Regions from separate parts of the Homo sapiens genome. Here region 2 is linked to region 1. Evidence: read pairs that join two places in POLR2A ChIA-PET (ENCODE). Cell type or tissue: Panc1. All regions are shown on one strand. Links, peaks and the distances in the headings refer to the core of each region. The heading gives the core; the rest is flanking DNA.

Region 1 (5,420 bases), core at 94-5,093:
CGGTTCAAAGAAATGTTTGGGACTTGGATGAACACCAAATTCAGGATGGTGATGGGGCAAACGTTGAAGAGGGATGTGATGGGGGGAAGGTTCAGGGGGCAAAAACTGCAAGTTTTAATGTGCTTTTTATTTATTTTTAATTTATATATTTATATTTTTATATTTATTTATATTTTTTTATTTATTTTTACTTATTTTATTTTTTTTTGAGACAGACTCTCACTGTTGCCCAGGCTGGAGTGCAGTGGCGCAATCTGGGCTCACTGAGACCTCCGCCTCCTGAGTTCAAGCGATTCTCCTGCCTCAGCCTCCCAAGTACCTGGGATTACAGGCATGCACCACCACACCCAGCTAATTTTCGTATTTTCAGTAGAGACGGGTCTTCACCATGTTGGCCAGGCTGGTCTTGAACTCCTGATCTCAGGTGATCCACCCTCCTTGGCCTCCCAAAGTGCTGGAATTATCAGGTGTGAGCCACCGCGCCTGGCCATTAATGTGCTTTTTAAAAACAACAACAAAAGCCATTATTTTGAATTTGTATTCATGAAGTATTAAAACCTACCAAATGTTTTAATAAATAATCTTAAATAGGCCAGGTGCGGTGGCTCACGCCTGTAATCACAGCACTTTGGGAGGCCGAAGCAGGCAGATCACTTGAGGTCAGGAGTTCAAGACCAGCCTGGCCAACATGGCAAAACCCCGTCTCTATTAAAAATACAAAAAATTAGCCAGGCATAGTGGCACACACCTGTAATCCCAGCTACTAGGGAGGCTGAGGTAGAAGAACAGCTTGAACCAGGGAGGCGGAGGTTGCAGTGAGCCAAGATTGCACCACTGCACTCCAGCCTGGGCGACAGAGCCAGATTCCGTCTTAAAAAAAAAAAAAAAAAAAAAGCCGGGCACGGTGGCTCACACCTGTAATCCCAGCACTTTGGGAGGCTGAAGCAGGTGGGTCATGAGGTCAGGAGATCGAGGCCATCGTGGCTAACACGGTGAAACCCCGTCTCTACTAAAAATACAAAAAATTAGCCGGGCGTGGTGGCAGGCGCCTGTAGTCCCAGCTACTCGGGAGGCTGAGACAGGAGAATGGTGTGAACCCGGGAGACGGAGGTTGCAGCGAGCCAAGATCGCGCCACTGCACTCCAGCCTGGGTGACAAAGCGAGACTCCGTCTCAAAAAAAAGAAAAAAGAAAAAAGAAAAATTAGAAGGCCAGGTATGGTGGCTCACACTTGTAATCCTACCACTTTAGGAGGCCGAGGAGGGCAGATTGCTTGAGTCCAGGAGTTCAAGACCAGCCTGGGGCTGGGCGAAACCCCATCTCTACTAAAAATGCGAAAATTAGACAGGCAGGGTAGTACACGCCTCTAATCCCAGCTACTCGGGGGGCTGAGGCAGGAGGATTTCTTGAGCCTGGGAGGCGGAGGTTGTGATGAGCTGAGATTGTGCCACTGCACTCCAGCCTGGGTGACAAAGAGAGACCCTGTCTCAAAAATAAAATAATTAAATCTTCAAAAAGAGCCTCCAGAGGCTGCAGGGCTCTGTAGACACCTTGATTCTGGCCCAGTGATATTGATCTCATACTCCTGACCTCTGGAGCTATAGGAGGATACACGTGTGTTGTTTTAAGCCTCTGCATTTGTGCTAATTTGTTACAGCAGCCACAAGAAGTGAAAACATATGGAATGTAGTGCTCTGGGTGGCCAGGGAGGCTGTTTCCCCTCCTTTACAACACTGGACAGCCTTGGGGGATCCCCTAACACATGCGCATAACAGTTAGTGGTGCACAATGTGGGGGTGCTATGCTTCCCCCAGGGGACACGTGACTTGTCCTGGATAATTTTTTTTTTTTTTTTTTTTTGAGACAGAGTCTTGTTCTGTCACCCAGGCTGGAGTGCAATGGCACGATCTTGGCTCACTGCCACCTCTGCCTCCCGGGTTCAAGCAATTCTCCTGCCTCAGCCTCCCGAGTAGCTGGGATTACAGGCGCCTGCCACCACGTCTGGCTAATTTTTGTATTTTTAGTAGAGACGGGGTTTCACCGTTTTGGCCAGGCCAGTCTCAAATTCCTGACCTCAGGTGATCCACCTGCCTCGGCCTCCCAAAGTGCCAGGATTACAGACTTGAGCCACTGTGCCTGGCCCCAGGATAATTTTTAATTAGCAACAAAGTGAGAGTTGCTACTGGTGTCTGGTGGGTGGAGGCCAGGGATGCTACTAAACATCCTACAGTGTACAGGACAGTCCCCACCACAAAGAATGATCTAGACTGGGTGAGGTGGCTCGTGCCTGTAATCCCAGCACTTTGGGAAGCTGCAGCAGGAGGATCTCTTGAGCCCAGGAGTTCATGACCAGCATCGGCATCATAGTGAGATTCTATCTCTACAACACTAGATAAAAATTAGCTGAGGGGCCCAGTGCGGTGGCTCAAGCCTGTAATCCCAGCACTTTCAGAGGCTGAGGCGGGCAGATGGCTTGAGCTCAGGAGGTCGAGACCAGCCTGGGCAACATTGTAAAACCCTGTTTCTACCAAAAATCCAAAAAAAAAAAATTAGCTGGGCATGGTGGCATGCACCTGTGGTCCTAGCTACTTGGGAGGCTGAGGTGGGAGGATCGCTTGAGCCCAGGAGGCAGAGGTTGCAGTGAGCTGAGATCATGCCCACGGAATTCCAGGTTCAGTGACAGCTAGAACCCATCTCAAAAGAAGAAAAAAAAATCTTTGGCTGCTTTGCCTGTGGAGTAGTCATTCTTTTATTCCTTTGCTTTCGTTTTTTTTTTTGTTTTTTTTTTTTTGAGACAGAGTTTCGTTCTCTCGCCCAGGCTGGAGCGCAGTGGCGTGATCTCCACTCACTGCAAGCTCCGCCTCCCAGGTTCACGCCATTCTCCTGCCTCAGCCTCCTGAGTAGCTGGGACTACAGGCGCCCGCCACCATGCCTGGCTAATTTTTTGTATTTTTAGTAGAGACGGGGTTTCACCATGTTAGCCAGGATGGTCTCGATCTCCTGACCTCGTGATCCACCCACCTTGGCCTCCCAAAGTGCTAGGATGACAGGCATAAGCCACAGCACCCGGCCCCTTTGCTTTCTTAATAAACTTTTTTTGAGGCAGAGTCTCACTCTATTGGCCAGGCTGGAGTGCAGTGGTGCGATCTTGGCTCACTGTAACCTCCATCTCCCAGGTTCAAGCGATTCTCCCGCCTCAGCCTCCCTAGTAGCTAGGATCATGGGTGCGTGCCACCATGCCCGGCTAATTTTTGTATTTTTAGTAGAGACAGGGTTTCACCTTGTTGGCCAGGCTGGTCTTGAACTCCCGGCTTCAGGTGATCTGCCCACCTCAGCCTCCCAAAGTACTGGGATTACACAGGCATGACCCAGCCTTCTTGATTAACTTTCAAAAAAAAAAAAAAAAAAAGCCTGGCACTGTGGCTCATGCCTGTAATCCCAGCACTTTGGGAGGCCGGGACGGGCGGATCATGAGGTCAGGAGTTTGAGACCAGCCTACTCAACATGGTGAAACCCCGTCTCTACTAAAAATACAAAAATTAGCCGGGTGTGGTGGCGGGAGCCTGTAATCCCAGCTATTCGGGAGGCTGAGGTGGGCAGATCACCTGAAGCCGGGAGTTCAAGACCAGCCTGGCCAACATGGTGAAACCCTGTCTCTACTAAAAATACAAAAATTAGCCGGGCATGGTGGTACGCACCCATGATCCCAGCTAGTAGGGAGGCTGAGGCGGGAGAATCTCTTGAACCCGGGAGGCAGAGTTGCAGTGAGCCAATATTGTGCCATTGCATTCCAGCCTGGGTGACAAGAGCGAAACTCCATCTTAAAAAAAAAAAAAAAATTAGCTGGGTGTGGTGGCATGTGCCTGTAGTCCCAGCTACTCAGGAGGCTGAGGTGGGAGGATCACTTGGGCCTGAGACGTTGAGGCTGCAGTGAACTATGATTGAGCCACCGCATTCCAACCTGGGCAGTAGAGCAAGACCCTGTCTCAAAAAGAAGAAGAAGAAGAGGAAGAAGAGGAAGAAGAAGGAGAAGAAATAGAATGATCTAGCACAAGTGCTGGTGGTGCAGAGGTTGAGAAACCTGGTCTGTGAGATGTATTCCTAGAAATGCAACGGCTGAGCCAAAGGGTGTGTGCTTTTGAAATGCTGTAGATGTTTCCATATTGCCCAGGGCTAATCTTTTTTTTTTATTTATTTTTATTATTTTATTTTATTTTTTTATTGATCATTCTTGGGTGTTTCTCGCAGAGGGGGATTTGGCAGGGTCATGGGACAATAGTGGAGGGAAGGTCAGCAGATAAACAAGTGAACAAAGGTCTCTGGTTTTCCTAGGCAGAGGACCCTGCGGCCTTCCGCAGTGTTTGTGTCCCTGATTACTTGAGATTAGGGATTGGTGATGACTCTTAACGAGCATGCTGCCTTCAAGCATCTGTTTAACAAAGCACATCTTGCACCGCCCTTAATCCATTTAACCCTGAGTGGACACAGCACATGTTTCAGAGAGCACAGGGTTGGGGGTAAGGTCACAGATCAACAGGATCCCAAGGCAGAAGAATTTTTCTTAGTACAGAACAAAATGAAAAGTCTCCCATGTCTACCCCTTTCTACACAGACACGGCAACCATCCGATTTCTCAATCTTTTCCCCACCTTCCCCCCCTTTCTATTCCACAAAACCGCCATTGTCATCATGGCCCATTCTCAATGAGCTGTTGGGTACACCTCCCAGACGGGGTGGTGGCCAGGCAGAGGGGCTCCTCACTTCCCAGTAGGGGCGGCCGGGCAGAGGCGCCCCTCACCTCCCGGACGGGGCGGCTGGCCGGGCGGGGGGCTGACCCCCCCACCTCCCTCCCGGACGGGGCGGCTGGCCGGGCGGGGGGCTGACACCCCCACCTCCCTCCCGGACGGGCCCAGGGCTAATCTTAAACCTTGGGATGTGCTGTGACGTGGGCCAGTGTCTCAGCCAACTCAGATGTTGGTCGTGGGTGGTTTGAGTGCCCACGGGCTCTGGAAGCTCCCCAGTCCTGGAGTCAGCCTGCGGTGTGGGTGGAGAAGCTGGTTTGTGAATTCAACCAGCAGATCGCTGTAGGGCAGGCAATGCAGGGTCCGTTCTGTTCAGTCAGCAGCCCTGTTCTTACCACCTGCCATGCACTGGATGCAGGGATGAAACTGACATATCTCTGCCCTCACTATGTTTCCAGCCTAATGGGGGAGACTGACCAGGAAACAAACTAGGTGACACACACTCAGAGGGGGCAGTGAGTGGGTTGCCTGGGGAAGGCAAGGAGGGCTTCAGGGAGAAGGTGACTTTTAGTTGGAACAAAACTGCTACTCATTGTTGTCATTTGTTGAAGGCTCACCTTGCACCCAGCTTCCTAGATTAGAGGGGTAGCCCTTTCTTTTATTACCAAACTAATGACTA
Region 2 (5,420 bases), core at 221-5,220, 140 kb after region 1:
CAGCAAGGACAAGGCTGGGCTGTTTCCATAGAGCCTGACCCCATGGCACTCCTCCAGGCAGGAGACGCTTTCCACAGGGCCCAGGAAGAGGGAGGAACTTAGTATCCGGGAGGTACTAGTATTAACGACAATGGCCAGGTTCCTCTCACAGAGCAGGGCTTCCTGACCTTGGCACCCCTGCCCTACAGTGCACGGTAGGGTGTTCAGCAGCATCCCTGTCTCCCCTCCCCAACTGGACGCCAGGAGGACCTTCCTTCCAAGCAGTGACAACCAAAATGTCTCTGCATGTTCCCTCGGGGCCACAATCACCCCTGGGTGAGAATCACCGATTCCAAACAGATCCTGGTCCTGAACAGGGCTGGCAGCACGGGGCACCCAGGTGGGAGTGGGAGTGGGGGCACTCACACTCTGCATCTTGGCCTCTGTGTCCACGATGTTCTTCTCCACCTGGTCGGCATTCTTCTGCAGCTGCTCGATCAGCTCCGAGAGCTCCTTGTTAGAGATGCTGCGGGCAGAAGCCGAGGGGAGATGGGCGGGGTGCCTGGTGGGTGGGGGCTATGTCCCCACCAGCACCCCATCCTCTGGCTGGCCCCGGCCCCACGCTCTGAGCAGGAGCTGCCCACAGAGCCTTTGAGGTAGTTGGGCTGTTCCCATAGGGCAACATCACTAAAGCCACAGAGACAAGGCAGCGCCTGGCAGGCGGTCAGCCTCCTTTTTTTTTTTTTTTTTTTTTTTGAGATGGAGTCTTGCTCTGTCACCCAGGCTAAAGTGCAGTGGCGTGATCTCAGCTTACTGCAACCTCCACTTCCTGGGTTCAAATGATTCTCATGCCTCAGCCTCCCCAGTAGCTGAGATTACAAGCATGCACCACCAAGCCTGGCTAATTTTTGTATTTTTAGTGGAGATGGGGTTCCACCATGTTGGCCAGGCTGGTCTTGAACTCCTGACCTCAAGTGATCCACCTATCTTGGCCTCCCAAAGTGCTGGGATTACAGGCGTGAGCCACCGCGCCCGCCCAGCCTCCACTTTGATCATTCTCTCTAATGCTTCTATTTTTTATTTTTATTCATTCATTCGTTCATTCATTCATTCATTCATTCATTTTATTGAGACGGAGTCTCACACTCTTGCCCAGGCTGGGGTGTAGCGGCACAGTCATGGCTCACTGCAGCCTCTATCTCCCAGGCTCAAGCAATCCTCCTAGCCCAGCCTCCCAAGTAGCTGGGACTACAGGCACATGCCACCACTCCTGCATAACTTTTACATTTCTTTTGGTAGAGAAGGGGTTTCACCATGTCACCCAGGCTGGTCTCGAACTCCTGAGCTCAAGCAATTCGTCCACCTTGGACTCCCAAAGTGCTGGGATTACAGATGTCAGCCACCAGGCCCCGACTACATATTTTTTTGTGAGAGATAGGGTCTCACTCTGTCACCCAGACTGGAGTGCAGTGGCGTGATCATAGTTCACTATAGCCTCGAACTCCTGAGCTCAAGCAATCCTCCTACCTCCACCTCCTGAGTAGCTGGGACCACTGGCACCACCAGCACACCCAGCTTCTAATGCTTCTATTTTGCCATGTTGGCAAAACGCACCATATTTGAAAAATTGGGAGATAACTCACATACCGTAAAATTCACCTGTTTAAAATACACAGTCACTGGCTTTTAGTACTACACATTCAGAATCGTGCAACCATCACCACTATCTCATTCCAGACATTTTTATCACCCCAAAGCTCCACACCCACAAGCTGTCACTCCCTATTCCCCACCCGCTCCAGCCCCTGGCAACCAGGAATTTACTTTTTCTCTCTATGGATTTGCCTATTCTGGACATTTCATATAAATAGAATCACACAACACGTGGCCTTTTGCGTCTGCCTTCTCTCAGCATAATGTTTTCAAGCTTTGTGCATATTGCAGCATCTATTAGAACTTCATTCTTTTTATGGCTGAATAATATTCCATCACGTGGCTACTTCACATTTTGCTTATTCATTCAACAGCTGACAACCATCTGGGCCGTTTCCACCTTTGGGCCATCGTGAGAATCACGCTGCTATGAACGTTCGGGAACAAGCTTTTGTGTGAGCAGTCTTATTTTTAATTACCTGATATTTTTCTTTCAACCTACTCGTTTTATTTTAGAGTTAAATGTGTTTACAAAGGTAACTTCTCTCCCCATTTTAATCAGAAATCAGAAGCCCTCACCATGAGTGAATTAGCTGCCAAAATAAATTTCATGGGAACGCAGTGGCACTGGGTTCCGTGGTGACACTGGGCTGCCCGCTGTTACAAGTCAGGAGGTGTGACAGCCGTGGTGGCGTCAGGCCCAGCCTTTCTCCTGATCTTCTCAGAGCGCCTGAAAGAGACTTGAGGCCCGGTGTGGTGGCTCATACCTGTAATCCCAGCACTTTGGGAGGCCAAGGCGGGCGAATCACCTGAGATCAGGAGTTTGAGACCAGCCTGGCCAACATGGTGAAACCCCATCTCTACTAAAAATACAAAAATTAGCTAGGTGTGGTGGCATGCGCCTGTAGTCCCAGCTACTCGGGAGGCTGAGGCAGGAGAACTGCTTGAACCTGGGAGGTGGAGGTGGCAGTGAGCTGAGATTGCACCACTGCACTCCAGCCTGGGTAACAGAGCGAGACTCCATCTCGAAAAAAAAAAACAAGAAAAGAAAAAAAAGTCTTGAAAGCAGACTGGCCCTCTCCCTCACTGTCTCTGTGTCCCCTCCTGTCACATTTGTCTACTGCCCCCCGTCCCCCAGAACCACAGACAGACCACTCTGGAAAATGCTCTAATGGGAGTTAGTTAAGACTTTGGCCCTGGGGTTAGCTGTGGGTTCAGATCTTGGCTCCCATCAGCCACTTAGTGGCTGTGTGACTTGGCCCAGCTCCCTTGCCTATCTGTGCCTCTGTCTCCCAATCCGATGGACTAGAGTAACAGTCCTTTCCCGGGGCCAGGGTGGCAGGGGTTATGAATGGAAGTGAGGTTACACTACCAAAGGACTGTGCATAGAGCCGGGCACAGAATAAGTCTGAACAAAGGTTTGTGATTTTAGTTGTCAAGGAGCCTTAGAGATCACCCAGCTCTGCCTCTGTGGTTTTGAGACCGAGTCTCACTCTGTCACCCAGGCTGGAAGTGCAGTGGTATCATCTTGGCTCGCTGCAACCTCCACTTCTTGGGGTCAAGTGATTCGGCTGCCTCAGCCTTTTGAGTAGCTGGGATTACAGGTGTGAGCCACCATGCCCAGCCTCCTTCTGTTGTTTTCTTTAAACAAAGAAAGAAAGGGAAACCAACTTGGCCATTGTCACCCAGTTAGCCAGCGATGATAGCTCCCCTGTCTCCACTGAAGACCCACAGTGGGGCCTGAGTGGCTAGGCACGCAGAAGTTGCCTTCTACTCACACTCATTAAGCACCTGCTGTGTGCGGGCCCTGCACCTCACAAAGACAAGCCTCTCCCTCCCTGATCCACCCCACAGACCAGGAGGAAATCAGTATTTATAGAAACAGTCACGAGACTGAGGCAGGCCTGGAGGCTGGGGATGCCCAGGGGAACCTCTGGACTGGCTGGGTGGGGACAGCGGTGGTCACTGAAGGCTTCCTGGAGGAGGTGGTGTCGGCTGGGTGCTAAAGCAAAAGGAAGAATTTGGTGTTCCTGTGCAGAAGGCTCCAATGAGGACACGCCATAGAGAGAGGCAGGTCCTGGCACGTCCCGTGGGGTGGGCCAGGGCGGGGTTCTTGACCGTCAAGGCAGAGGGGACCACCAGCCCTTTCGAGTGATGCTCCCCAGATCAAGGTTCTGGGGCCTAGCATGAAAAATTCAGATTCCCGGCCACTAACCCAGACCTGCTGAACCCAGGTCTCCAGAGCTGGGCCCAGGAAGCTGTATTATTATTACTATTTTTGCAGGTTCCCCAGGGTACCTGGACACCTACCGGAGTCATGGACCAGCAATGCAGGTGCTGTTGATGTTGGGGGCATTGGGGGCAGAAATGGCAGCAGCCAACATGCTGGGGATCCATCCGTCTAGGTTCCACACCTTGCTTAAGGGCCAGCTTTGTGGCAGACCTGGATACACCGGAGCTGGGGGATCTTGAGGGAACAGGACCCAAGCCATACCTTCTGCAAGGTCAACTGGGGGCAGCCTGTCCCAAAGTGGGGTCCCAGGAACCCAACTCTTACAAGTCTTATTCTTCCTTGGTCAAGGCACTTAGGAAAACCCCATCCTTGATATGTTCATGAGCCAGCAAAGGCACTGACAAGTCCTGCAGTGGAGAAAGCCAGTGTTTGGCGGGGTGGCCAGGAAGGCTTAGCAGTGGGGGGCTTTGGATGGAGGATCTCGGTAAGAAGGGATAAGGTGGGCTTCTAGAACAGCCAGGTCAGGGGTCCACCCGACTCCTCCCTCATTCCCTAACCCCCCACTTCCTGGTTGGGCAGGCCACATGGAGAATGTGAGTTTCTGGGCCCCCACACTCCCACCCCAGTCACTGACCATCTGCCAGGCCAGCTGCACCTAGAGGCGGTGAGTCTCACCCCAAATATTTAACCCCTGACTCTGCAGTGCATCGTTAGGGTCTGTACTGTGGCTCAAGTGGGGGCCTTTGTCTCTCTTGGGCCCAGTCCCACCTCAGGCACAGGGCCAGCTCCCAAACCAGCCCTTTCATGGATTGTGGCAGATGCAAGAAAAGCCACCTTCTGGACTCTATCCTGGCTGGGCCTGTTGTTCCAGCCGAAGCCCCCCAGAGGACATGGGAGTTGTGGGGCAATGACCACTGCCTCAGGGACCTTGGACTCCTGATGGGACAAAGCTGTGAGCGGTAGCAGGAAGCTATGAGCAGACAGGCCAGGCCCAAGGCCCACTGGGCTGCTTGCTGCTTAGACAGCCTCAGGCAAGTGCCCTACCCTCGTACAGCCTCCGCTTCTCCATCTGTCCTCTGGCGATGACCACAAAGGCATCCTGGGCATTTGCCACTTGCTGTGGGCTTTGCCAGACCTCAGACATATTCACAGGCACCAGCTCAATATCATCCTTGCCCTAAGTCCCCGGGGAGGTTGGTGTGCCCCTTTGAAGAAGGGGATGAAGAAACCAAGACTCTGAGACATCAAAGCACTTGCTCAGGGTCACACAGCTGGTGAACCGCGATTCTCCCCGCAAGCAATCTCACTCCAGAGGCATGTGATCGACTGGGCTAGAAGTTACTCATGGGGATGCTAGGAAAATCACACCAATAACAATCTCCACCATCGTAATATGAGCTAATACTTACTCTCTACGTGCCAGGCTCCTCACTGTTTCTGACTCAATCTTCATGACAACCCTGAGAGCTGGGTGTTAGCATGGTAGGTAATTGTATTATTATCCCCGTTTATGGGTGTGGAAACTGAGGATCAGAGAGGTTAAATAACTCTCCCA

What was found. Peaks named below come from ENCODE experiments on the same cell type or tissue, not always from the same donor. Only the 100,000 strongest peaks of a DNase experiment are listed, where the experiment ranks them.
Region 2: POLR2A ChIA-PET joins it to region 1 with 20 read pairs; 3 of 35 experiments call an interaction of 5 or more read pairs at or near these places.

The regions. Positions count from the first base shown.
Region 1 is chr16:4,770,155-4,775,574 of GRCh38, forward strand. No RefSeq gene overlaps it. Among named protein-coding and RNA genes, the nearest start is that of ZNF500, 5.7 kb to the left of the region's middle. In Panc1, for the core only: no CTCF peak of the experiment used is centred there; no DNase peak of the experiment used is centred there.
Region 2 is chr16:4,910,445-4,915,864 of GRCh38, forward strand. It overlaps PPL (periplakin), which reads right to left. Exons shown (of 22, transcript NM_002705.5): 2 at 406-505. It overlaps LOC124903637 (a long non-coding RNA gene), which reads left to right. Exons shown (of 3, transcript XR_007064965.1): 2 at 2,007-2,087; 3 at 3,917-4,004. It overlaps LOC105371064 (a long non-coding RNA gene), which reads left to right and starts at 4,619. Exons shown (of 4, transcript XR_933028.3): 1 at 4,619-5,347. In Panc1, for the core only: no CTCF peak of the experiment used is centred there; no DNase peak of the experiment used is centred there.